Regions from separate parts of the Homo sapiens genome. Here region 2 is linked to region 1. The links are chromatin contacts, found by Hi-C or POLR2A ChIA-PET in ENCODE. All regions are on one chromosome and are shown on one strand. Each heading gives the region's core, a stretch centred on a gene start or an enhancer-like site at or near the end of the contact. The rest is flanking DNA. Distances are from core to core; before and after follow the strand shown. Region 1 holds the start of LGALS3BP (galectin 3 binding protein). Region 2 overlaps CYTH1 (cytohesin 1).

Region 1 (4,934 bases), core at 793-3,292:
GCAAGGCTTATAGTAATGCCTGGCGAAATCCATATTAGCTATTATAGGGAGCGTTCCTCAATTTGCGGAGAGGTTTGGGGTAGAGGCACAAAAGATGACCTTACAGGCCAGTTAACCATTCTCATCTCTGAAATGCCCCGCACTTTCCCTACCATGTCTTGGGAGCGGCTTCCTGATGACAGCAGTTCTGTCCACACGAATCTGAGGCTTTCACCCAGCTGTCTTCTCAGAGCCGAGCCGCTGCCCCTTCCCCTGCCTGTCCCCTGTCAGCGCTTCCCTCCACCCCATGGTCATCGCACACCGGAAAGGCCTTGCGAGCCCCAGGGGAGCAGATGTTGGTGCTCCGATTCCACGAGGAGGCCTCTGGGTTTTCCATTTTACCTGCCTGGATGGCTTAGGACTTTCCCGGACTCTGGGGCTAAAGATTCGGCACCTGAGTTTTAAAACCTTTCCCAGCACTTCCCAGAGATGCCCTCCCGTCCTCTGCACTCCTGTCCTTCCCTGGCCACTTGGGCAGAAGTCATTAGCACTGCTGAGAAGGGATGATGCTGGGGTTTCTGTGCACTCAGGCCCTTAATCCAGATGAGATTTTTTTAAACTCCCCACAGCCAGTTCTATTTCCAGCTGCACCTGCCCCTGGATCTTCACAGTTCCTCTGGAGGGGATTAGGCAAACCGTGCAGCTGCCTAAAACCTCACACCTTGAAGGAAATAGTCATTGAATGTCTGACCTCTGGGCTGGCTGTCTCGGACTCTAAGCTGCCAGGGAACCAGGGCCTTCCACCCAGTGGGACTGCCTGGGGGCTTTTAAATGCCCCTGCCTGTCCCCTACTCCCAGAGATGGTGACTTCCTGGGTCTAGGCATTAGGAGTTTGTAAAACTCCCTGATGATTCTTCTGTCCAGCCCAGGCTGAGAACCACTGGTCAGAGGCCTGGGCACATCCCAAGGCTCATCCAGAACCATGGGGTGCAAGTGACAGAAACAAGAGCGGCTGCTGATTGCCTCACTGAGCGGTGAAGCCCAGCCTTGACCATGGATTAGGCCAGCTGGACCCAGGAGCTCAGGCCGGAGGATGCCTGCTTCCCTCTGCTCTGCCCCACCGGCCCCAGCAGCCTGGGCCCACATCCTCTCAGTCAGAAGCTGGCTCTCACCGGCTGGCTGGGCTCACAGCCCCACCCTGAAACCAGCAGTGTGGCCCGGGGCCCCCGCAGGGCTCAGACAGCCAGGCCTTGGGTGGTTGAAGGCCAAGAGCTGGGGGCCCTCTGGGAACCACACAGCCGGGAATGGGAGGGGGTGCTCCCCAAGGGACAGTTGAGGTGCCGGCTTTCAGTGGGAGGAAAGGGAATGGGTATGAGCTGGACAGAGCCATTATGTCACCCAGAGAGGCTCTGTCCCCCGCCCCGCTGAGGGGGAGACAGTAGGAGAGTGGCCACAGGTCCAGCAGTGGCGAGCACAGGCTCTGGGGTCAGGTGTTGGAGCAGGGTCCAGCTCCTCCACTGGCCAGCTGCATACCTGGTTCTCAGTGCCTCCCTCCCCTGGGGACAGGGGACAGTGCCATGCAACCTTGTGGGGCACAGGCCCTCTGTGTGGTCAGCATGCCAAGAGCACAGAGAGGGTGGATTTGCACATAAGCAGCCCCCTGTGTGGTGTTCACCCAGCCAGCAACGTGCTAGACCCAGGAAAAGACTCGGAGCGCTCTGTCAGAGTCCACAGCCACACCACCAGGTGCAGACTGTCTGGGCCCAGAGCCTCTGCTTCTTCCCCTCCCGTCCACCAAACGCCAGCCCCTGACCAGCCTGGCGGCCTTTCCAACTGAGTGTGGCTGTTAGTCCTCTTGCAGGCCTTGCTCCAGCCAGACTCCCACCTTGGGCCTCTGCCAGCCTGGCACTGATAGCCACAGGCAGAGCTGAGACAAAAGAGAGGGGCCCTGGGGAGTATCAGCAGCAGCCAATCCCGGAAGACATCTATGTCAGGTGGTTTCTGGAAATCGAAAGTAGACTCTTTTCTGAAGCATTTCCTGGGATCAGCCTGACCACGCTCCATACTGGGAGAGGCTTCTGGGTCAAAGGACCAGTCTGCAGAGGGATCCTGTGGCTGGAAGCGAGGAGGCTCCACACGGCCGTTGCAGCTACCGCAGCCAGGTAAGCTCCTGCCTCTAGCTCTCAGGTGGGCACCCCTCTCAGTCTCTCTCTCTTTTTTATTTTTATTTTTTTTGAGACAGGGTCTCACTCTGTCACCCAGGCTGGAGTACAGTGATGCAATGTCCGCTCACTGCAGCCTCTGCCTCCTGGGTTCAAACGATTCTCCTGCCTCGGCCTCCCAAGTAGCTGGGATTACAGGCGCGTGCCACCACGCCCAGCTAATTTTTGTATTTTTAGTAGAGACAGGGTTTCGCCATCTTGGCCAGGCTGGTCTCAAACTCCTGACCTCTGGTGATCCACCCGCCTCGGCCTCCCAAAGTGTAGGGATTACAGGTGTGAGCCACCGCGCCCGGCCAGGGCACCCCTCTCTCTACACAGGCAAGTGGGGGTCATGCCTCCCTGTTTGCACATAGGCCTGGAGCTGGGGATCCAGGGCTCCTGAGTCCAGCAACAATCATTGCTGCTCCCAGGCCCACAGGGCCTCTGTGTACAGTTGGGCAGATTACTCACTGCACAAGGATACCAGCCAAAGGGCAAGTGGGTTAGAATTCAGCTTGGCCCTCTCTCAGACCTGTGCATTTGGCCTAGGCCTGCACCCACTCCAAGGAAGAGCACCTTTTTTTCTGATTTGCACGAAGGGGCCAACACAGGCAGCCGGGTCTCAACTGTATGAAGGAATCAGGCAAAAATAGCCGCTGCCACACAAAGGGCAGCGACGCCACCTGCCAGGTGCTTCGTTGCCCCCCCCCCTTTTTTTTTTGAGACAGAGTCTTGCTCTGTCACCCAGGCTGGAGTGCAGCGGCTCACTACAATCTCTGCCTGCCGGATTCAAGCAATTCTGTTGCCTCAGCCTCCTGAGTAGCTGGGACTACAGGTGCACACCACCATGCCCAGCTTATTATTATTATTATTTTGTATTTTTAGTAGAGCCGGGGTTTCACCATGTTGGCCAGGCTGGTCTTGAACTCCTGACCTCAAGTGATCCACCTGCCCCAGCCTCCCAAAGTTCTGGGATTACAGGCGTGAGCCATCGCGCCTGGCCAGTTGGCCATTTTTCCAAGGCCCTGAGTTACTCTCCCAGGACGGACAAACCTAGTGGCTGCAGCAGAGTGAAGTGGCTGGGGGCAGAAGTGGAGAGGGCGTCCACCCATACCGGCGTGCCTGGGACTGAGGGGTTTCCCAGGACACAGGGAAACTTCAGTGCTAAAACCAGCACAGTCCCCAGCACACAGGACAGGCGGTCACACCCTGGCCCCTTTAGCCATCTACTGACATTGACACAGGGAGGAGAGGTGGGCTCCCCCGAGCAGACCCCCTGCCTGTGGCTCACTGACTGTGGATGTGGAGCCCATTTGCCTCTCTGGGTGTCAGCTCATTCACTTGTAAGGTGAGGTGTAACTAAGGTGGTTCTCAGGGTCACGGTAAGGCCTCCAGTGGTGCCCGGGGAGCCCCGACAAGGGGTGGCTGCACAGTGCCAGCGAGCACGAGTCCCAGAGCAAAGCTGCTCACCAGCCAGTGCACCCAGCTCCCAGGGCGCTTGTTCATGCAGACTCCCATGCAGAGGGGCTAGGGCAAGGCCAGCCATGACTGCATTTCCGACAAGCTCTGGGGATGCCATTGCAGCCGTCCACCAGGCCCCCTCCAAGCAGCCTCAAGGTCACCAGGCCCAGACTCCCAGCCGGTGCCCACAGCAGTGCCACCCAGAGGCCTGCCCCAGGCTTGCTGAACTGAGGGGACAGTGTCAGGTATCACAGGATTCTTACCGAGCCAGAGAAACCATAACTGTCTCTCCATTGGCAGGGTGTGGGGGAGGGAGGCAGACGAAGACAAAAGCGTGGAAATTACACGGAGGCAAGAACACCAGGCCAGAAGGTGGAGACCCGGACCTCCCCAGTCCTGGCCTGAGTGTCAGTGTCTTGGGGATACTTCAGCATTTCCTCCCTGTTCTTCCCCCAGCCTGGCCCACCCTGGGCTGCAGCCCTGACCCTTTTCATCTATCTTCCCCATCGGAACACCACGGAGCCCCGATATATCTCCCTGCCACTTATCTCTGTCACCCCTCGCCCGGATTCTGTGCCCTCTCCTGACGAGTCCCCTCCCATCCACTCTCCAGGCTGCAGCCTCGTCTCTGCCTGCTGAGACCCTCTGGGACAGTCCCTGCAGGGGTCTGTTGCCTGAAGCTTAAGGCCGAGATCTTAACCAGGCTCACCCGGCCTCCCGACCTGGGCCCACGCCTGTGGCCTCCTCCATCTCCCCGCCCATGCCCGTGTGGCAGCCTTGCCCGGGGCCTGGTTTTTTGAGATGAGCTCACTTGCCTCTAGTCACCAATTCTTGCTGCCCTTACTGCCAGGGGGTGCCCCCAGCCCACGCTTCATCTAGCCAAGTGTTACACATCCTTCCAGGACCACACTGCAGACCAGGTGAGGGGCCCCCGCGGGGGCATCCACAGCACACGTCACACTTACTGGGATCATAGTGGGCTCTGCAAGAGAGGGACCCCGCCTGCCACACAGCCCAGGTTGGGCTGAAGGGTGAATGGGCAGGCCAGTCCCTGGGGCCTCGGGCCATCTGGCTCCCGTGCCTCACCCCTCCGCTTCTGTCTGCTGCAGGATCTGGGCATCCAGGCACGGCCATGACCCCTCCGAGGCTCTTCTGGGTGTGGCTGCTGGTTGCAGGAACCCAAGGTGAGCTGAGCCCCTGGGAAATACCAAAAGCAGAAGTGTGGAAGGCTGGTGCACCCTGGGGCTGCTCAGAGCTTCAAGGAGATATTCTGCCTGGGGCCCGGGGCCCAGC
Region 2 (4,934 bases), core at 1,522-4,021, 230 kb after region 1:
ATCCAGTAAAACCACGCCAAGCTGGTTCCATAGAGTTTTCATTTTTGATGATAGGACTCGTAGCTCTCAGAATCAGAGAATGTTTAGAGGTGAAACTTACCACAAATGTGGGTCAGCATCTTTAGTTTGTTTCCGGTGTGTGGGGTGCAGTGGCGGACAGTGAGAGAGCCATGTGATGGGAGGAGGCTGCAGAGCTGGACTTTGAATAATGGGTAGGGTTCAGAAAAGTAGAAAATATTGTGAAATTTATTTTATTTTGTTTTTTTGAATGAAGCAACAAAAACAGAGATTTATTGAAAATGAAAGTACACTCCACAGTGTGAGAGTGGACCCGAGCATAGGGGCTCAAGGGCCAAAAATACTGTGAAATTTATTTTAATCAAAGTGGAACATAGATATAGTTTTAAAGATCCTATACAACACAAAATTTTACGTGCTTATAGCAGCAGTTTTCATAAGAACCCCAAAGTGGAAACAACCAGATGCCATCAGCTCATGAGTGGGTAAAGAAGATGAAGTCTGTCCCTACAAGGGAAGATTCTTTAGTCATAAAAAGGAATGAAGTTCTGACACATGCTGCAACATGGCTGAACATAGAAAACATTGTGCCAGGTGAAAGAAACCAGTCACACAAGGCCATGTATTAGGCAAATCTGTAGAGGCAGAAAGTAGATTAGTGGTTGTCAGGGGTTTGGGGATGCGGGAATGGGGGTGACTCCTATGGGGTATGGGGTTTTCTTTTGGGGATGATGAAAATGTTCTAGAATTAGATAGTGGTGGTGGTTGCATAACTTTGTGAACATGCTAAAATCACTGAATAGTATTCTCTAAAAATGTCCTGCCTCTCCCAGACAGTGCCTCCTCCCCGCAGATGTTGACCTCTAGATCCTTCAAGATTGGGACCGCAGTGCAGTATTTGAGTCTCCCCAGATCTCTTCCTAAATACCAGAGAATGCTGCTGAGAGTGTGCATTTTCTTAAAAGTCACTCCCCTCGTTAGTATACCTGTGCCACTATCTTCCCACCCCTCCCAGGGACTTTTTCTATTCTTACTCTACGAGCCTGGCATACTCTGGGCCTTCAGAGCCTGATCCTTAGCATGCCATGTAGTTTTTTCTTTTTTTTTTTTTTTTTTTTTTTTTGGCGCTGCCATTACCTGTGTCCTCCAATGAACTCTTGTGTTTTGAAGAGGGAGATACTTTGTTTTCTTGACCTTTGTAGGTCTAGCTCTTGGCTAACATAGTGCTTGGCACAGTTCAACAGACATCATTTAGAATGAACACATGGTAAAGAGTCAAATCTTTTTTTAATAAATCAGTGTACACTTTTATTATTATTATTTTTGAGACAGAGTCTGACTCTGTCACGAAGACTGGAGTGCAGTGGGGTGATGACAGCTCACTGCAGCCTTGACCTCCTGAGCCCAGATGGTCATCACCTGCCTCGCCCTCTGAAGTAGCTGAGACTACAGGCACGCACCACCACAGCCAGCTAATTTTTTAGTTTTCTGTAGAGACGGAGTCTGTTTATGTTGTCTAGGCTAGTCTTGAACTCCTGGGCTCAAGTGATCCTCTCACCTCGGCCTTCCAAAGTGCTGAGATTATAGGCACGAGCCATCACACCTGGCCTTTCAAATTATTACTCTGATGAGTAAATCAATATGTGAAGAGCAGCTAGAAAATGGGAGAGTCGGCATTCTAAAAGTGTTAGGCTCTTTCAGATGGAAAGTAAGAGAATCTCAGGTTACCATGTAGTGATACTTTTACCCTAGGAAGACAGAGGAAGTAGGAAACTCGGTCGCCGCACTGTCACTGTGGGTCTTGGAGCTCGGGTCTCCTTGTGGGAAAGTGGCCTTTGTAATAAAATCTTGCAGGTGTTGCGTAATTTCATTAGTCTACATGGTGAGGAATAGAGGAGGTTCAGAGAAGAATATACATGTATTTTGTATACCTCAGAATTTTAGAAAAGAGAATCCTGAATATTTTTTTGGAGGAGTTGAGGAAGAAGTAACTGAGGTTTAAATTTTATCTTTGCAGTGATGCCTGTTCTGACCGTCTTATTTAAAACTTAACAATACCTGACCCCACCCCCTGCCACATACTTCTCTTTTCCCCATAGCACCCATCACTTTCTAGCATGTTACTTATTATTTATTGTGTATATAGTTTTTTGCCTATGTCTGCCTGTATAGTAGAAGCCTATTATCACTATCCCTCAAATTAGCCAGTGTGTGTGGACAAAGGGCAAACCAATGTTGATATTAACAAAGCCCTTTCAGGAAATCAGTACTGGTGAATATACACATAGGAACTGGCACATGCGCTGGGTAGAACATGAATTGCCTCTCCTCTCCCTATATATGTTCAAAAGGTAATGAAATTTTTTTTTCTTTTTTTTGAGACAGAGTCTCGCTCTGTTGGCAGGCTGGAGTGCAGTAGCACAATGTCGGCTCACTGCAACCTCTGCCTCCTGGATTGAAGCAATTCTCTTGCCTCAGCCTCCCGAGTAGCTGGGACTACAAGTGTGTGCCACCATGCCTGGCTAATTTTTGTATTTTCAGTAGAGACGGGGTTTCACCATGTTGGCCAAGATGGTCTAGATCTCTTGACCTTGTGATCCACCCGCCTCGGCCTCCCAAAGCGCCGGGATTACAGGGGTGAGCCACTGCGCCCAGCCAGGTAATGGAATTTTTTGGTGCAATTTCTATGTCAATCTTTTAACAATCTTTTCATGTAGCCAGCAGAGGGCAGCACAGATGGAATTTATGACATTCAGTATTTTTGACTTTATTTTAAAGGGCGTTTAAAACTACTGTAGCAACCACTTCTAGGAGTAGTGTGAAGTTTATTTCAATTTCAGGTTTCTTCTTATTCTTTCTCGCTTGTAAATTGTGCTGTTTCTGCTTTGTCTTTATGGAGGAGGTTATTTCTGTTTACCTTATCATCATGAATATGTCAAATTAATACTTTCCAAAGTCTTTTTGACATGTTTCCAGATGCCTCCGAGGGCTGTGGTGAGGTTGGCGATGGTGGGTCCTGAAGGGGCACTGTTCTTTTGCCTCCAGAAAGTAGCAATTACTTGAACCAGAGTTCTTCGAGGTCTTCCCAATGCTCCCAGGCTCCACGGTGCACAGGAGACTGCAGTCCTGGCTCAAGGGTCCTCTCTGAGCATCTGACCAATGCTCTTGACCCCCTTCTCAGAAAGAAAAATCCCCAAAATGTACATACTCAAAACCACACAGTTTTTCAGTTTTGTGGCAAGTTATGGAACTGGTCATGGATTTTCTTGATAGAAACTAAATAAGATCAGTCTTTGTGATGCATACCTCTCTTATTTTTTTTCTTGCAAGAGTTACTGGTCCTTAGGCAAAAATTGAAGTAAATGCAAATTGTGTACATAAAACAAAGGATATGGTTTAGGTTTTCTTTTTTTTTTTTTTTTTGACATCTAATCGGTTTTGAGTTTTTCTTTTGATAACAAAAGTGCTAAAAAGTCTGTGTCATGAAGGTATGTACTAGCAAATGTGATCAGAAATCCCATAGCTTGCTTTGCTAGGTACAAGGTAAGCCTATGTCAAGGAATGGCAAGTTCTTTGAATTCTTGTTGACACATTACATATATCCTTTGCCATCAACTCTTTTTTCCCCCAAGGTCTAATAGATGCATTTATGTCAATACACAAAAATAGTATACCTCTATGTTTTTTAGGTAACCAAAGTAGAAGGAACCTTTGAAAGAATTGTGCAGTGTGTCCAGGTGTCTGGATTTCTGCCTGCAGAGGCTGGACAAGTCTTTGTTATGCTCCACCCCACCTTGCAGATGTTCTTCGGGACTTTGGAGGACACTTGCGTGATTGTATGCCCTAAGCTGTCTCCCATTTGGCAGCTTGTTAGGAAAGGTCTAAGCTGCAGAGAGAGGATACCAGGAAGCAAAATGATTTACCCCCAAATTCCAGAAAGGCTGCAGGGTACCCAGCACCTCTGAGAATGGAGATAAGGAAACGAGGGTGGTTTGAAAGTGTTCATTGTTGGCAGTTAAGATTTCCAGGTCTCCTCTCCATCTCCTGCAGCAAGGCAGTTTCTCTTGCACTTCTGGTAAACATGAAGGTTTAATTTCTGAAGAAGGCTGTGAAGATACAGAGAGCGAGTGAAAATCTATATTTATTTTAAAAAATACCAACCAAGAAGCAGCACCGAAAAAGCCCGTATATTTAACTGTGAGATTCCCATCCTTTCTTCCTCAGTGTAGCCCCCACAAATACTGGTGGTCAGTTTTACACTCCACACAGCCCAGGTAGGGGATTGGAGAATACTTCTTTGGGTAACTAGTCTAAGCAAAAATAAGCTACCGAGCCCCACATGTGGGGTCTCTACACATTACTGCCTTATCATATTACATTGCCACACATCAATCTATAGGCCATGCCTACCACACGGCTTTTAACCAGGTTATTAGTGTGTCACTCTTAAATGAGAAGAAGTAGACTATGCTTGCTAGAGACTTAAGGAAAATCTTCAGTGTTAGCAAGCAAAAGAGCAAATAGTTTAAGGAAACAGGTCATGGGACATGTAGAAGAAAGCCTTAAAAAGTATATACTTAAGAGTCTCAGATATTAAATGAATGAAACAAGAATAGGCTGCTATCAAAAAGGACTATGGGTTGAGTATTTCTTATCTGAAATGCTTGGAACCAGACAAGTTCTAGATTTCAGTATTTTTTTGGATTTTGGAGTACCTGCATTGTACTTGCCAGAGCATCCCTAACCTGAAAACTGGAAATCCAAAATGCTCCAGTGAGCATTTCCTTTGAGTGTCATGTTGGCACTCACAACGTTTAGGATTTGGGCATGTTTCAGGGATTTGAGATTTGGGATTTGTGTTAGGTAGACAGCTTCAGAGGCCATGACACGGGAGCGAAGCTGGAAAGTAAGACTGC

The links. Hi-C counts contacts between places; a loop is a spot of excess contacts on that map. ChIA-PET counts read pairs that join two places held with the same protein, here RNA polymerase II (POLR2A). Pooled maps may share reads with other maps.
Region 2: a pooled map shows a loop between it and region 1 (4-fold over the local background). The contact joins the enhancer-like site here to the promoter of LGALS3BP in region 1. A Hi-C loop is called at or near these places in 4 of 50 pooled maps. POLR2A ChIA-PET finds 5 or more read pairs at or near these places in 4 of 52 experiments (HEK293, MCF 10A, OCI-LY7 and 1 more).

Annotation. Positions count from the first base shown.
Region 1 is chr17:78,977,031-78,981,964 of GRCh38, reverse strand. It overlaps LGALS3BP (galectin 3 binding protein), which reads left to right and starts at 2,042. Exons shown (of 6, transcript NM_005567.4): 1 at 2,042-2,141; 2 at 4,751-4,825. The coding sequence starts at 4,774. RefSeq lists an enhancer at 1,016-2,008.
Region 2 is chr17:78,743,353-78,748,286 of GRCh38, reverse strand. All of the region lies in intron 1 of CYTH1 (cytohesin 1), which reads left to right. Among named protein-coding and RNA genes, the nearest start is that of CYTH1, 36 kb to the left of the region's middle. Within about 2 kb of position 2,771, at least 6 of the 41 ENCODE cell types and tissues checked have a DNase peak (open chromatin) inside an H3K27ac peak, as active enhancers do.